Linked DNA regions of Homo sapiens: region 2 is linked to region 1. The links are chromatin loops, found by intact Hi-C in ENCODE. Cell type or tissue: heart right ventricle. All regions are shown on one strand. Each heading gives the region's core, and the rest is flanking DNA. Links, peaks and the distances in the headings are about the cores only. Region 1 has its middle 27 kb from the start of MDM1. Region 2 overlaps RAP1B (RAP1B, member of RAS oncogene family).

Evidence for each region. Peaks named below come from ENCODE experiments on the same cell type or tissue, not always from the same donor. Only the 100,000 strongest peaks of a DNase experiment are listed, where the experiment ranks them.
Region 2: a loop joins it to region 1, with 4 times the contacts of the local background. A loop is called at or near these places in 29 of 110 quality-filtered maps.

What each region holds. Positions count from the first base shown.
Region 1 is chr12:68,355,185-68,363,529 of GRCh38, reverse strand. No RefSeq gene overlaps it. Among named protein-coding and RNA genes, the nearest start is that of MDM1, 27 kb to the right of the region's middle. RefSeq lists an enhancer at 4,755-5,266. In heart right ventricle, for the core only: a CTCF peak has its summit at 4,500 (motif pointing left); a DNase peak (open chromatin) is centred at 4,519.
Region 2 is chr12:68,661,778-68,670,122 of GRCh38, reverse strand. RAP1B (RAP1B, member of RAS oncogene family) reads right to left here. Exons shown (of 8, transcript NM_001010942.3): 8 at 1-8,345. Among named protein-coding and RNA genes, the nearest start is that of NUP107, 21 kb to the left of the region's middle. In heart right ventricle, for the core only: a CTCF peak has its summit at 4,917; no DNase peak of the experiment used is centred there; H3K27ac peaks cover 1,083 bases.

The sequences.
Region 1 (8,345 bases), core at 152-8,151:
CTGATGGATCAGATGTGGGATATGAGACAAAGTGCAAAGCCGAAGATGACTATGAGGACCTAGTAACGCATGGAGTGTTCCTAATGAGAACTTTATTCATTAGTCAAGGCAAGAAACAAACAACACGAGAGTATGGATGACAACAGACATCAGAACATGGAGATCTGGAGGGCCATTATAGACCCTCTTTTCCTCTCTTTTTGCCTCCACAATATCATGTGCTATGCCACATGTGTGTCTCCTCCATATCAGCACCTCTCAGTCCTCACCCTGAGAAACCCCTAATGGGAGAGGAGTACAAACTATGAATCCCAGCCGTCTGGGCCAGAGCTCATGGGGCCCATTACAAGCATGGCATTACATTAATACCTTGTACTAACAAAATCCATGTTAATGCTGGATTCTACTCCAAAATATCTATATGTTCATTTTAATATATTCATTACCTATAATTAAGTAAAATTGTTGGTCTTGTATGATGGGCCACTGACATACACCAAGAATCCCTGAGAAGATATAAGGCTTGGAGATGTTTGGCCCATGCCTTTCCTATTGTATGTGCAGGAATACTGCCTCCCAAGAAGAGCCCACTTATTCATGGGTTGGCTGGTCCCTAAAGCACCTCTGCACTTCCAGGACCATGCTGTATACCTGTACTGAGATGAGCAGGTAACCAGATCAGGCACAACACAGAATGGTCGTCTCACCAGCTTGGGCTCTTCCATCTCTACACTGTAGTACAGGCACTTTCTTACAGATGGAAATAGATTTTTCTTCCTTCCTTTTACCTTATAACATTCTACTCATCCTTGGGTTTTTAACCTGTTTAAAAGCTTTTCTCAAATTTCACATCCTGTTCATGATGCCTTATGCTACCATTCAAAGTGATAACTTGTTTCAATTAATCCTTAGAGCACTTATTTTCTACGGGGATCGTGGTATATATTGGGAAGACAAAGCTTGAGTCAGAAGAGCAGGGCCTTGGAATCAGGCTTACTTTAATTTAAACGCAAGCCCTGCCATGATCATCTGTGTGATTTTAGGCAACTTTCTTCACCTCCAAGTCTATAAAATGGAATTCAAAGTGGAACTGGAAGGATGATTAAGTGAAATGGACATGTGAAGCACCTAGCACAGTGCACAGCCATTTGATAAATATTATTGCCTCTTCCCCCTTAACCTCTTAATTTGGTACTTTTAGTATTCTACTTGTATGGTTCCATGTTTTGAATTTTTATGTGTTTTAGTTCTCTAACTAGACAATAAACTCTTAGAGTTTAGAAACCACATTTTATATTTCTTGACATCCCTGAAACATCCATCACAGTACCTTGAATGTGGGAGATGATTTATAAATGTTTGCTGATTGATTTATGGATTTTTTTTTGGCAAGTTTAAACCTGAAGGACATACTACTCTCTGGAGTTGAGAACATAGCAATGAGCCTCAAAGAAGAAAATGAGCCTCAGTGTTCATGGAGGAAGGTCATTGCTTAGCACCTTGGGAAGACATGCAGCTGATGGATGAGGAGGATGCTGGATGGCTATGCTGAGTTGGCTTTAGACTCTGCTCACCAGCTTTGGAAATGGTTACCCAGAAAGATGACAATATCCTGATAACCCCTCCATGACCAAATTCTTTAGCAAAGCATTTCAACAGGCCATCACCGTGGCATGTGGACTGATGGGTTGCACAGCTGTTATTATGTGCTTACAAGGGAAATTAGGAGTAATTAATGGACTGGGATCAATAACAGTATTATATTGTAGTGAATGATTTAATTTTCTAAGTGAAGAGGTAAGCACAGATATTTCACATCATTAAAATAGATGTGAATCAGCATAGCAGGTTTGAAGAAACTACTCCATTTTTTGTTGTATATAAAAGTTTAAATTTTTAACTTCTATTTACTTTTTGAAAAGGTAACGCATGCATAAGGTAACTTGAACAGTTCAAAGTAGTATTAAATAATTGCTCCCCAGAGACAATCACTATTGCTAGTGTATTGAGTGTTCTTCCAGAGGTGCCCTATGTATTTGTGTGTGTGTGTCCCTTAGCTGGAAGTAGTTTCGAGAATCCAAGAACTTCCTGTTGGTCTGCTATATCTGTTTGGTTCATCCGTATATCTCTGGTTGTTACCCCAGAGACCAGACCATACAGCCCAAAATTTATGGTCAATAATTATATATTGATTGAGTAGATCTATTTTAGTCAGTGACTGATTTAATCTGTTTTAGCAGTTTTTAGAAAATGATCGGCATTTGCTTGATACATCTTTATTGTGAATTAACAAGACATATAATTTGACATGTCTAGATAATAGAGCATCTTCATGAATTCTAATGTATTGGTACAATAATTTTAAACCACTGGTACAGAAGCTGCCTCTCTGAATATTCTTCACTGACTGGAGGGAACTCTTTGGAAAATATGTGCCATCTGAGTTTAAATAAGAATGGGTTAAGAAACAAAAAAACAAGATTAAAAATATGTCAGAATACACATGCAAATTGGTGCAGTTATTGAAAGTTGCTAGTTGGGAGGCTACATATTTTAAAAATTGCCTCCTTAGGTTTACAAGCCACATATTACTGTGGCTGCTGCCACTTCTACTATTATTGCTGTTGCCACTACTAACATTATTACTATTTATTTGGCATTTGCCCCTATACAGTACCGTGTATACTTACTTACCACGTATACTTACAGTACCATGTAAGTATTTTGTATGCATTATGTCATTTAATCTCGTAGCAACATTATCAGGTAGGTATTATTATCATTTGCATTTTATAGATGAGAGAACCGAGGCAAATAATGATTTCATAACTTGCTTATGTTCACAGAGCTAATAAAATGGTGGAAGAAGGATTGTGGCCCAGTGTGATACTAGAGCACATACTTCTGAGTCGTGCTTCAGTTTTGACCAAAAATGGAACATTCTTATTGATCATCCTTTCTGTTTGCCAAATTTAGCTCCAAATGACTTTTTCAAAATTTTATATTTTTTATTGAGATGGGGTCCCACTGTATTGCCCAGGCTGGTGTTGAACTTCTGGCTTCAAGCAATCCTTCCACTTCAGCCTCCCAAAGTGCTGGGATTACAGGTGTGAGCCACCGCACCAGGCCAGTGCCTTTTTTTTTTTTTTTTTTTTTTTTTTGTGGAGATAGGGTCTCGCTATGTTGCCAAGGCTGATCTTGAACTCCTGGCTTCGAGCTATCTCCTGCCTTTACTTCCCATAGTGTTGGGATTAAAGGGGTGAGCCACTACACCCAGCCAACTTTTGACTCTTTCAACAAATGAAATCCACTTTCAGAAAGAATGCTGTTGTGTTAGCACTGGGTTTTCAAAAGATATGTGTCAATTTTAAAAGAGGAGCTTCCAAAATGGTTTGCATTATTAAAATGGGTGAATACTTTGAAAGGGATAATAACTCATTTGTGTGTCTATACATGTGTGTTTGCTTAAAAAAATCTGCCCTTGTATTTATTGTCACATCTCATATATTTAATTTATTTAAATATAGGACAATACAGGGAATTTCCTGTTAGAGTTACATAGTTGGAAAATACCAAATTGTCTGTATTTCTTCACATTTCATCACTAGGCATCCAGATAGTCCTAGGCAAATCTATGAATTATGCAAAATGTGTCTTGCCACATCCCTTTCTTTCAGCACTTCCCTTTAATTATTTCTCCATCTACACTCTCCTCTCCTCATTCAAAAATGCCAAGAGCTTGGTGACCCTCTGCAGCCATATGCAGAGTCCTCAAGTTCAAGGCCCTACCCTGTCCTGTCCTTTCTGGGTACTCCTTTCATGTGCTCTAAAATCATTCCTCTTTTTAGCCATTCAACTAAAATTTTATTCTTGTAGAATAACCAATGACATGTAACGTTCCGGAGAAAAGACAGCAGAGAAAAGTAATCCACATTAAGGTGTAAATGACTAACAGCTCTAGCTTAATATAGAGATCCTGACAGTGGCAGTGATATTTAGAAAGAGAAGATTATTAGGTCAAAAGAAGTATATTCTTTCTGGCCTGGGTCCCATTCTTGTCCTTTCTCGACCATAATAGATCCTGTGTGGGGAATTTCTTGTCCTACTTCAGCTCATGCAAATCTTGTATCTGTGGTTGTACATTATTCTTTGATGACATCAGAGACCTACTTCTGCTTTTGGCATATGATAGGGGACACTTGTTTATTTTGGTTGGGAAAGGAGGAGATTGTTATAGGCACTGATAGGGGTATGGGGGCCATGTTTCCCAGGGGGATTCCAGGATGTGTCCATGAGAAACGCATTTAATATATTATTTGGGAAAGGAGTGTTTGTTATTGTTACAGTGGTTTTGCTTGATGATTTTTGTTTTTAACAGTGAGAAACTGAAAATCTTCTATGATCATCTTGTTGCCTCTAGCAGTGCTTTTGACTTATAGAGTGTGTGTGATTCCCTGAGATACCAACTTTTCTGCCAGTTTCAAAGTTTAATAGTATTTGGGGCATGCCACCTAGCGGTGATAGCTTTTGGTTTCTTGCTCATTGGAGGAGAATAAATCAAAACCCTAGTAAATCAGTCTCCTAGACTTGAAAGCCACATGGGAGGCCATCTAGGTCATCTGTTAGCTTTTGCGTAAGCAGGCAAGTAAATCACCCTTTCTGTGGATCTGAGACAGAAAAATCAGGGCATCTAAAGCCCCCTGGGCTCAGAATTCCTCCGGCTCCCAGTTCCCCCAGTGAACTTTGAATGTTTGTGGCCTGCATGGCTGAGACGCGACCCTGTATCTCCGCAGGCATTTTGGCAATCCCAGCAACAAACGCATGGAAGACAAGGCTCCTCTGACTCTGAGCCCTGACTTACCTCGTCCTCACTCTGACCTGTTTTCTCCCTCTCCCTTCCCCCACTCTTGGCTTCTCCTTACCCTCTCCACACTCCCCACTGCTTTTAGTGCCTTCCTTCCATTGTCATGCTTGATGGACCCACCATACAATACTTTTTTTTTTTTTTTTGCCATAGCTCCTTTTAAAATTTCTATTTTAACTTTCTGTCCCTAAATAGAAAAGGATAAATGCTTAGTACAGAAAAGTTTGGTAAAAACCCTTTTTGTGTCTGTGTGTGTGTGTGTATGTGTTGAGTGTTTTTTAAAAAACAAAAATAATATAAAATACTATTCACTTAGTAATAGATCATGAGCATTTTCCCCATGTTAATAATGTTCTACTCTAGGATTTTAGTAACTGCATCACAGGATATACCAGAATTTACTTCATTACTGTTAAATTCTAGGAAAGTGAGAATGATAGGAAATATTTTTAATTCACAGTCACGTTCAGGTCACACTTTATTGAACATTGATTGTGTGTTATGCTCCTGTATAAGCCATTTTTACATTCATAAGTACTTTTAACTTTCATAAGATCTCTGTAAAGGCCGGGAGCAGTGGCTCATGCCTGTAATCCCAGCACTTTGGGAGGCCAAGGCAGGCAGATCACCTGAGGTTGGGAGTTCAAGACCAGCCTGACTAACATGGAAAAACCCCCGTCTCTACTAAAAATACAAAATTAGCCAGGTGTGTTGGTGCATGCCTGTAATCCCAGCTACTTGGGAGGCTGAGGCAGGAGAATCACTTGAACCTGGGAGACAGAGGTTGCAGTGAGCTGAAATTGTGCCATTGCACTGCAGCCTAGGCAACGAGCGAAACTTGTCTCAAAAAAAAATTTTCTATGAGGTAGGCATTGTGATGCCATTTTACAGAAGAAACTTGAGGATCTGAGAAGCAGCTTACCCAAGATCACATGGTTTGGAAGGAGGAAACACAGTAAAATTTTGTTCTCTGGATTTATAGTCCCTCAGCCACTTCCTGAGGTCCCAATAGATACTGAATGTGAACATAGCTTTTCTGAGCATTCTTGCTCTTTGTCTTCAAGATGGGAACAGAGAGAGACCCTTGAAAGGAGATTAGTGTTAAAAGGCTTTAGAGTCAAGTTGGGGATTGCAAAATAGGGTATGAGAAAGTGGAAGGAGAGCTACCTAGATAGGGAAGCCTGCGTTTTCATAGCCTCAGGAATAACTCTTGCTAAATGCTCTATATACATTATCCAATTTTATCCTCACAGCAACCCTGGGAAATACATACAAATATAATTTTACTTTACAGATGGAGAAAACTAAGATCAGAGAAGTAGTTGGTCTAAGGTCACTTTGCTGGCAGGTGTCAGAGGCAGGATTAGAACCCAGCTTGTCCGATTCCAAAACTTCTTCAACTGTAATATGAATTTCCTCTCCAGGTTAATGAGTGTCCTAATCATTCTAAGAATGAGTAGTAATAAGAATTTTATAGTGATATAGTCATAGGCCCCATCCCTGGTTTTGAGGGTGTGTTTGAAGGGGGGTTAATGGAACAGATGAATGAAGTAGGGGGAAGAGGGGGGAAGAAGAGTAAAGTGAAACAAAGCCCAGAAAAAAAATTAAAAAGCCTGAAAGAATGCCAGTTGCAATAAAAGCAACCCATGGGGAAGACAGACAGGTAATCTTTGATGCAAAACATTTGGAAAACAATGCTCAGCTGTTGAAAAGGCTGAAATTTCTGTTTTCTCATGTTTTATAATTAAGAAGAAATCTAAGAACACTTGTTAGAAAGTTTTTTCTCCAGTGGTCCAACGTACATTTCCCAAAAATGGTTAGCTCAAAAAACTCATCATATTACTTAGCATAAGCACCAGTGAAATAGTCTTTATGTCAATTATCCCACAAGTTTATAGTGCAGGGTGAGAGATTAGCAGCAATATACTTTTTCAGGCATTGTGGCCATTTCAATTGTTTCTGATTTTTTGATCTCTAAAATAGGTAATACTCCCTAATTCATAGGTGTTGTGAAAATTAATGAGTAAATACTAAGAGCTTTGGGAGGGATTTAAAAGGGAGATGTTAGTGTATGCTATTATTATATCCTCATTTCTATTCTGAAGTCATAATGCTCTGATAGTGACACTGTCATCATCACCATGGAAACCCATGATATATGTCACTTTTTTCTCTGGGGCCTTTCTCCATCCTCCAGGCAGTTCCAGATGCTGCCACAAAAATGCTTAGCTCCCTTTTCTGGTCATCTTTAAGTTCCCTCACTGGTTTGTAAATGCCTTTACTACTAAGCTTTTCCTTGAATATGTCCCTGTCCCTTCACCTACATCTTTCTTCTCTTTTATTATCCTGTATTCATTCCTGTGATTCTGGACACATAGCTTTCCATTCATTTGTTCTCTTTTACCTTGCTCTTCCTTTCCTCCTGTGTTTGGGATAATCTTTGTTGATTCAACAAGTTGTTCTTTATCCCTATTAATGTCTACATGGAGAAGCCAAGGCAACTTGATGTTATCAACTTTATTACTGAAGTTTCAACATCTATGTAGTGTTTTGCTTCAGTTATTAAGAAGTTGGCTGGACACAGTGGCTCCCACCTATAATCCCAACACTTTGGGAGGCCTAGGCAGGAGGACCACTTGAGGCCAGGAGCTCAAGACCAGCCTGGGCAACATAGCAACACCCTGTCTCACAAATTTTTTTTTTTTTTAAATCAGCTGGGCAAGGTAGTGCATGCCTGTAGTCCTAGCTACTTGAGAGGCTCAAGCAGGAGGGTCACTTGAGCTCATGATTTTGAGGATACAGTGAGCTATGACTGTCACTGCACTCCAGCCTGGGTAACAGAGGAAGACTGTCAAAAAAAAAAAAAAAGAAAGAAAGAAAGAAAAAGAAAAGCAAGCAAGCAAGAAGTCACCATAAGTAGATTGCTCTAATCCCTGAGGATGAGTGAAATCAAATCAATAATACTAGTTACCCATCTATGAGGAATCAGGTGGATATTATGCCAGGTTGTTTCTAGTAGTTAACAGTTTGTAAATGAATTCAATCAGATTTTTAAAACTCTGATATTCTTCATTCTTTTGAGAGATATTTGGCACATAAAGACAAGATATCTTTATTACAACACTTAATCGGAAGAAATGAAGCATATTAATTCTCTAATGAATATTTTTAATAAGTTTTCCATGTTACCAGTAGTGTAGTGTTCAGTTATCAAAAGAACATAATGAGATCTCACGCTGTGTAACAGAAAGTAGTACTATCTTGCCTAGAAGAGAACATTCAGACATTTGTTTATAGCTGTCAGTGGTCATTTCTGCAGTGTTGAATTGTCTCTCCCTTTTCCTCCCCTACTTTTGAGTCACTTAAAATGAAAAATGGGAAAAAAAGCATGCTCTAATTTAATGGTTTCCCCATCCTTCAAATGCTCTCCTTTTAAACATTTTCTCTGACATTAGTTTCTCTTTCCTAGCAGGAGGCTGAG
Region 2 (8,345 bases), core at 187-8,186, 310 kb before region 1:
CTCTACTAAAATACAAAATTAGCCCAGGCGTGGTGGCACATGCCTGTAATCCCAGCTACTCGGGAGGCTGAGGCAGGAGAATCACTTGAACCTGGGAGGCGGAGGTTGTGGTGAACCAAGATCGTGCCATTATACTCCAGTCTGGGCAACAAGAGGGAAACTGTCTCAAAAAAAAAAAAAAAAAAAAGAAAGAAAAAGAAATATATTTTTGTCACGTATAAACGTCATATACTGGAATCTAGTTCTGGACTCAGTTCTACTCTACTCTTTCACTTGAACTTTAAGATCATTTTGCTTAATTTCTTTTCTTTTTTCTTTTTCTTGAGATAGAGATTTGCTCTGTCACCCAGGCTGGAGTGCAGTGGTACAATCTCAGCTACTGCACCCTCTGCCTCCTGGGTTCAAGCGATTCTCCTGCCTCAGCCTCCAGAGTAGCTGGGATTACAGGCACCTGCCACCATGCCTGGCTAATTTTTGTATTTTTAGTAGAGACGGGGTTTCACCATGTTAGCCAGGATGGTCTCCATCTCCTGACCTCGTGATCCGCCCCCCTCGGCCTCCGAAAGTGCTGGGATTACAGGTGTGAGCCACCGTGCCCGGCCCATTTTGCTTAATTTCAATTTCAAAACCTCACCCAAGTCTGGCACGGTGGCTCATGCCTATAATCCACTTTGGGAGGCCAAGGTGTGACACTTGCTTGAGCCCAGGAGTTCAAGACCAACATCCAGTCTATTAAAAAATCAAAAACAAAAACAAAGCCTCAGCCAGTTGAAATTTAAATTGTAATCATTATACATTAACATGCTAATTTGGGGGAATTGATATTTTTATGATATTATCTTCCCAGTGTATTTGTTCAGATCTTGATTTATGTCCTTCAATAAGAGTTTATAATAGTTCTTTCTTAGCCTTATACCTTAAGGCATTTAGTTTTTATCTGTCGTGTTTACTATATCAACTTGTAGGTATTTTTTATAAATATAAAGAAAAGCTATTGATTTTTGGCATGCTTATCTTATATCCAGCCAAGTTCCTGAATACTTCTAATAGATTTTTTTGAGCTTTCAAGGTATTCACTTATAATACAAGCAAAAGTAATTTTATTTTCCAGTGTCTATATTTAACATTTCATTCTTTTGATATAATGCATTCATTAGCTCTATTAGGAGACTCAGCCCCTATTTCATAGCATTGCTGAGGGTTGAACAACACATGTAAAGTGCTTAGAGCAATGGTGGCACATCTTAGGGTGTCCAAGAAATAACTAGTATTATTTCCCAACTATCAGAGCTTATCAGATCTTTAATCTAGAAATGTCACTTTCAAGCAGTATCAAGCCAAATAACTGAATAAGTAAGCTATCATTTGCTGGTTTTTCTTATTCTTTCATCATTCCTCATTTTAAATGAATTTGAGGCGCCTACCTGACAGCTTTCTTAAACTTCTATTTGTGATTCATAGGACGGCAGAAAAGAAGAGCCAAGAAAGTCTGTGCAGGGATGATTTCAGATTGTTAACGTTATTTCTCTTTGGAAAAGAAGTTAATGTCAAACTAGATTTAAGTTTAGACATTAAATCTGTTTTGGTTTAACTCATGAAGAGTTTATTTTGTGCAGGTCAGGGAGACCTGGTCACAAAAAATCTTTTGCTTACTAGAATTTGTAACTTTTCTTTTTCAAAGTGAGATAAAGCAGTCGAGCCAATTGTGACAAATTTCACTTGCTCCTCTGAGTGAGTTTTAGTAGTAACTGGGCTAAGAAAAAAACCCCTTCCTTATTATAATAGTCTTAGGGAGATCAACACTGTGCAACTGGCTCCTCTGATACAGTATGGAGGTAGGTAGTGGCACTGTAAAATGTCTTAACTTGCCAGGGCTAACCTGGTTGGCATTCTGTATCCATCCTGTTTGGATGACATACTGAGACCTATCCTCTTTACTCTCCCTTGAACAAAAGCCTTGACGGGGGGCCTAGGGCAACCAAGTCATTAATTCTGCATATGTCATTAACTACATCCTGCCAAGGAGAGAATGCCCTGACCATGAGAATATCCTGTACTGGTTCAGAGTGGAAGGATGGGGGAGGGGTAGTGGATGCCACTTCTTTCTTTGGTGACATCCTCTGTGAAAGCATTGGTGGAATAAAATTAGTGGTATGATAGTGGCCAATGATGTCCTCTTATTTCTGAAAAATTAAGAGCTAGCTGTTAGCTGTTTGCTAAATAGTAATTACCAGATAGTTCAGCTTCTGCAAAGAGCCCAAGATGTATTTCAGGAAGTATTATTGCTTTTTATTCTAACAAAATAGACTTATAAATCTCCCGTTGAAATCCTGTATGATCCAAGGCATGAAGTCATGCTTTACTAAAGTTGGAAAATGCAAAGGAATGAGTAAGTGAAGTGAGAACTTTTTCCACAACAGCTCTTATAGAGAATGACTGAATTGACTTCTGGGAACTGTAAGTTTGTATCTTAAACATGTAAAGCACACAAATGGTTACAATTTCCTTATACCATTACTTGAAATAATAAATGGATAAAAAGGCTATCTGGAGAAGCCCAAATTCATTTTTGAGAAGTGATTACAGAGACAAGAAACCCAACCCTAACGCTGAATGTACTAACACATATAAAAACCCCAAAACCCACTGGGTTGAATTAATCTCTAACTTCCTCAAATGTTCAGTGTACTTCATTCCAACCAGATGAGTTTTTATCATTTAATTCTGGGCCTGTCCATTCCTTCCATTTCTTTTTTTCATGTACCTCTAGATATTACACTCCTCCCATTTCTTAAAAAACAAAAACAAAATAACCAAGCAGTAAATAAAACATTGAATTCAGTGCAGAAGCAAAATCTTATAAACACCACCATTTGGTCTCAGAAACACTAATTTTCTCTCATATGAATCACATATGTCTGATTAAAGGTGGGATGCGTGAGATGAAGAGAAAACCCTCTGGATATGTCTGAAAATGAAAAAGAAAAGTTTGTTATATTACTATTAGATCTAAGTAAAAGGGGGGAAGTTTCTGTCATCATTGATAAATATAAAATATGTAGGGTAGGCAGGATATATACTGACACAAGTAGAAGGTAATTCTGTGGGATGACAATGGTTAACAATATTCCATACCCAGTATGTTGCTTCTGGAACTGTAGAACTAGTCCATACTAAACCTCTGATGGACTCATTAAAGTCTCACCTAATCCCAGACTTCCCTCAGAATCCTTGTAGAGTAGCTTAATTCTGGGGCTTTCCTAGGTGCTCAGGATCTCTCTAGGGAGACCTGAGGGTCTGCTGATTCAGTTCAGAATGTTTTGAGTTATCTTGGAGCAGACCCATACTAGTCTTTGGTACTGAAAAATTGTTAAAATGTTTTGGTAGGTTGTTAATGGCTCCCAAAGGCATGTCCACATCCCAACCCCCAAACTTCTGTCTGTTAACTTTATTTGAAAAAAGTGTCTTTGCAGATGTGATTAAGCATTTTGAGATGAGATTATCCTGAAGTATGTGGGTAAGCCCTAAATGTCAAAACAATTGTCCTTTTAAAAGAAAGATTATAGAGAGGAGGAGATACAAAGATAGAGGCACATGTGATGTGGCATAATGCCATGGGAACAGGTTCTCTCCGAGAGCCTCTAGGAGTACATCCTAACACTTTGATTTTGGACTTCGACCTTCAGAACTGTGAAAGAGTACATTTCTGTTGCTTTAAGCCACCAAATTTGTGATAATTTGTTACAGCAGCCCTAGGAAACTAATATATACTTTTAAACTAGGACACTAACTTTTTTTTAGAAAACAATAGAAATAGATCAACATACGAGAATCCAATTAAAAAGAAGAATTTTCTCCCTAATATTTTGGGTAAAGCACCAAAATACCACTTACGAAAATTGAGAGAAAATAAAGTTTACATTACTGGGGAAGTAGAGAAATACTGCAAAGGCATATATTTGAAAGACAACTTGCCGGGCGCAGTGGCTCATGCCAGTAATCCCAGCACTTTGGGAGGCTGAAGCAGATGGATCACGAGGTCAGGAGTTCAAGACCAGCCTGGCCAAGATGGCGAAACCCCGTCTCTACTAAAAATAGAAAAATTAGCAGGGCTTGGTGGCAGATGCCTGTAATCCCAGCTGCTCGGGAGGCTGAGGCAGAGAACTGCTTGAACCTGGGAGGCGGAGGTTGCAGTGAGCCGAGATCGCGCCACTGCACACCAGCCTGGGTGACAGAGCCAGACTCTCTCAAAAAAAAAAAAAAAGATGTCTTGTTACAGCTGAATTTAAATATAAGTTTGCCAATACTGACTCTGAAACAGACTTTATAGTTGCTGCAGATATACATAGACCTGGTACTAATTAGAGGATGGTATTTCCAAAAACTATCCCATCATCTCCTTACATTTGTAGCAAATTCACCACCAAGTATATACAGAGAGATAAAAATAAGCATTTTAGAGCACAAAATTACTGCTGGTCTATAGCATACTAGAAGAGGAACAATAGTATTTTGCTCTTTGCCATAAAAGATGCTGTATTCTCAATTGCTGCTCAGCTATTTGCCTTGTTCTCTGCCCATGTCTTTGTAATAGCAATCCTTTGTACTCCAACCCTTCTCCCCATCCCAAGACTGTTTAGGCCAGGCTTTCCTTTTTATTACTATTTTTAACCCCAAGTAATTCTTACGAAAATAATTTCATTCACACTCATGGTTTCAGTTGCCTCCAATGTCAGTAACTCCAAGGTCCAACCCTTCAAATCTGACTGCACAGAAAATACATGTTCAAAGGTAGCTGACAAGCTGGCTGTGTTAATTCTGGCTCTACCATTACCCCTCTCTGGGTTATCTTTCACACAGCTGGCAAATCTGTTGCTTTAGTTATGTAACATTTACTATTAGTCTCATTTAGAACAGTAGAGGTCTCCCCATAACTACCTGCTGTACCATACCCATCCGATTCTATTCCATTTCCAGTAGGGAAAGATACTTTTGTCAAGTGACAGGGTCTCCCTATGTTATCCATGCTGGCCTCAAACCACCGGAGCTCAAGAGTTCCTCCTACCTCAGCCTCCCAAGCAGCTGGGATTACAGGCAAGCACCACCACACGCACTTATTTTTTTCTGCCAGCCACATAGTTTTTCATTATTGGTTGATTTGCTCAGGAAATCTGACATTGACCTGTTAATAGTCAACCAGATGTAATAGTTGGGAATATAAAGCAAACAGTCCATATATTTTACAAAATAACAATTTTTATTATGAGTCACTTGCTTTAGTATGGATAATGGAAGAAGAATCACCTATGGTTAGAAAAGTTATTAGATCTGATAGTTTATTTGACTGGTCTTTCCCATCATTGACTTGTTAAACACCTTGCCAGCAGAGACTGGATTTTTTTTTCTTTTTCTTTTTTTTGCAGTCTCACTCTGTTGCCCATGCTGAAGTGCAGTGGTGTGATCTCAGCTCACTGCAACCTCGGCCTCCCAGGTTCAAGTGATTCTCCTGCCTCAGCCTCCTGAGTAGCTGGGATTACAGGCACACACCACCGTGCCCGTCTAATTTTTGTTATTTTTAGTAGAGACGGGGTTTCACCATGTTGGCCAGGCTTGTCTCAAACTCCTGGCTTCCAGTGATCCACCCATCTCGGCCTCCCAAAGCATTGGGATTACAAGTGTGAGCCACCATGCCAGGCCAGACTGGATTATATCATTTACTCCTTCCTACTCCCCTCTGCTCCAAACCTACTGCACTGCACATTAAAGAGTTTGACAGTTAATAGAATTTCCTGTTCTGAAATTAGTGCTCACAGGGGACATAACTACCAGACATAAATAGAAATTTGAATGGGTAATAATGGCGGATGACAAAAACATTAGAGGCTTTTGATCTCTGCCTATTTAAAAACTGAAACCTGACTGAAGTGAATATATTATTACATAAAAATCCTGTAATATATGTGTGTGCTGTTTTGTTTTCAGGAAAAAACCCTGCATTTTGACCCAAATACTAAATTTGGATTGTCTCATTTATGTGGGTCTGTAAGGAAAGTCAGGTTAAACTAGGTTCATAGTAAAACAACATAGTAAAAACTGTCTTCGTACCCTTTTGGAGAAATGAGAAAAATTAGATTACCTATGAATAAAAAAATTTATATATATGAAAAATGACAGCTCACTTTTCTAAAATCATTACAATTTTCTCTTAGAAAGTTGGAAAGCTCTTAGAAAGTTTAACAGACTGTTACCAATAGAGCTTTGTTCATTTGCTGTGTGTTTTCCCCACGTGGGCAGAAAATCCCTGCTGTACCTCCGATATTGTAAACAGCGCCTGAAACACGGTAGAGAATACTGAATGCATTTATTGATTCTCAGATACAAAAATCAGGTAGATATGCCTAATTTTGGATAAAGCCTGTAATTCCTAAGGTCAGTAACCTACAGGCCACCAACAGGGATGTTTTAAGAAGCAAGTTTAAAATGTGTGTAACATGGAATACTTTTTTTAAAAAATGGCAGCATTTAGAATACAGACCTATTTAGCAATAAGCACTTTACTTTTACTTTTCAAAGATAAACTAATGTCAAGCCTATGGAATTAGTTGATTAATCTGTTTAGTAGTCTTGTTTCAACAGGTATCCCAACACAGACTCATCCATTTTCCTCCCAATAGTTAAGGAAACATATATAAAGTTTAGTTCTGTTCTCAATCTACCTCTCTTCTCTCATGTATTCTTGAAATATCAAATGTATTGATTAGGCTGGGTGCGGTGGCTCACACCTGTAATCCCAGCACTTTGGGAGGCTGACGCAGGCGGATCACCTGGGTCGGGAGTTCGAAACCAGCCTAACCAACATGGAGAAACCTCATCTCTACCAAAAAATACAAAATTAGCCAGGCGTGGTGGTGCATGCTTGTAATCCCAGCTATTCAGGAGGCTGAGGCAGAAGAATTGCTTGAACCTGGGAGGCAGAGGTTGGGGTGAGCCAAGATCGCACCACTGTACGCCAGCCTGGGCAACAAGAGCGAAACTCAGTCTCAAAAAAAAAAAAGAAAAAGAAAAAAAAAGAAAATTCAAATGTGTTGATGCACTGTAACAAATAGAACAGACTTATTTATCTTTTTTTTCTAAGACAGGGTCTCACTCTATTGCCATCGTGGGGGTGCAGTGGCGCGAACACAGTTCACTGTATCCTTGATCTCCTGGGATCAAGCAATCCTTCTGAATAGCTGGGACTACAGGTACAGACGTGCACCACCATGCCCAGCTAATTAAAAAAAAATTTTTTTTTGTAGAGATGGGGTCTATGTTGCCCAGGCTGTCAGATTTGTTTTGTTTGAAAAAAAAATTTTAGTCTTACAAATCACAATGTTAAGGCTCACTGACAGATTATGAGACAAGCCTGCAAGCACTTTTAAGGCTTCTAAGGTAATAGTAAGAGTATTAATTGTAAAACACTATAACTCCCTTTTACATTTCCAAGATTTAAGAAGAGATAGAATAGATGGAGATTAAATTCAATGAAAACACAGATAAGAGTTTAACTCAAAGAAAAGTTGTAGTGATGAGTTTCGATTCTAAGTTTGCTGTCCCACAACTAAAGACGGAATGATTTAAAAAAAAAAACGGCAAAACTTCATTTTATAAATGGAATTTTAAAAATTTCTATTTGTAATGCCCACATATGGTAAAGATGAGCTATTTACGTTTAAGAAACAACTGAATCAACAAGAAAGTCAATACAGGGTTTTTACACTTTTTAGAAAAATGTAAGTGAAAGACCACTCTGATTTTCTCCTAAAACTCAAGTTTCTTCAAGTATCCTTGGGGACGTGAAAAGGAATTCATGCCTTTTCTGACTCAATTATTTTAGTATTTTCCCATTAAGCACCAGAAAAGTCAATCTACATGAGTTGTGCTCCCAAACTGCAGTTACTATTTTGTATAGGAGAAAATGGTGCTTTTTGCCAAACCACAGCCTTATTCCTATCAGCATTGAAAAAAATAAATTATATATATAGTATTATATAGACCTCCACTGTACTACATATATATATATACTCTCTCTATATATGTACTATATATAATATATATATATATATATATATATAGACCTAGAGGATAGCACTGGCATTCATTTCACTCTCCTATGAAGTAGGTATTATCATTCTCATTTTACAGATGAGGAAACCAAGGCACCCAACCAAAGGCATATAGTAGGAACTGGAAGAGCTGGGATTAAAAACCCAGGAAGTCTGGCTCCAAACTTTATATTCTTATTCACTATATAGTAAACCATCCATCTTGTAACCCTAACACTCATCTGTAACTAATGTGTTGTT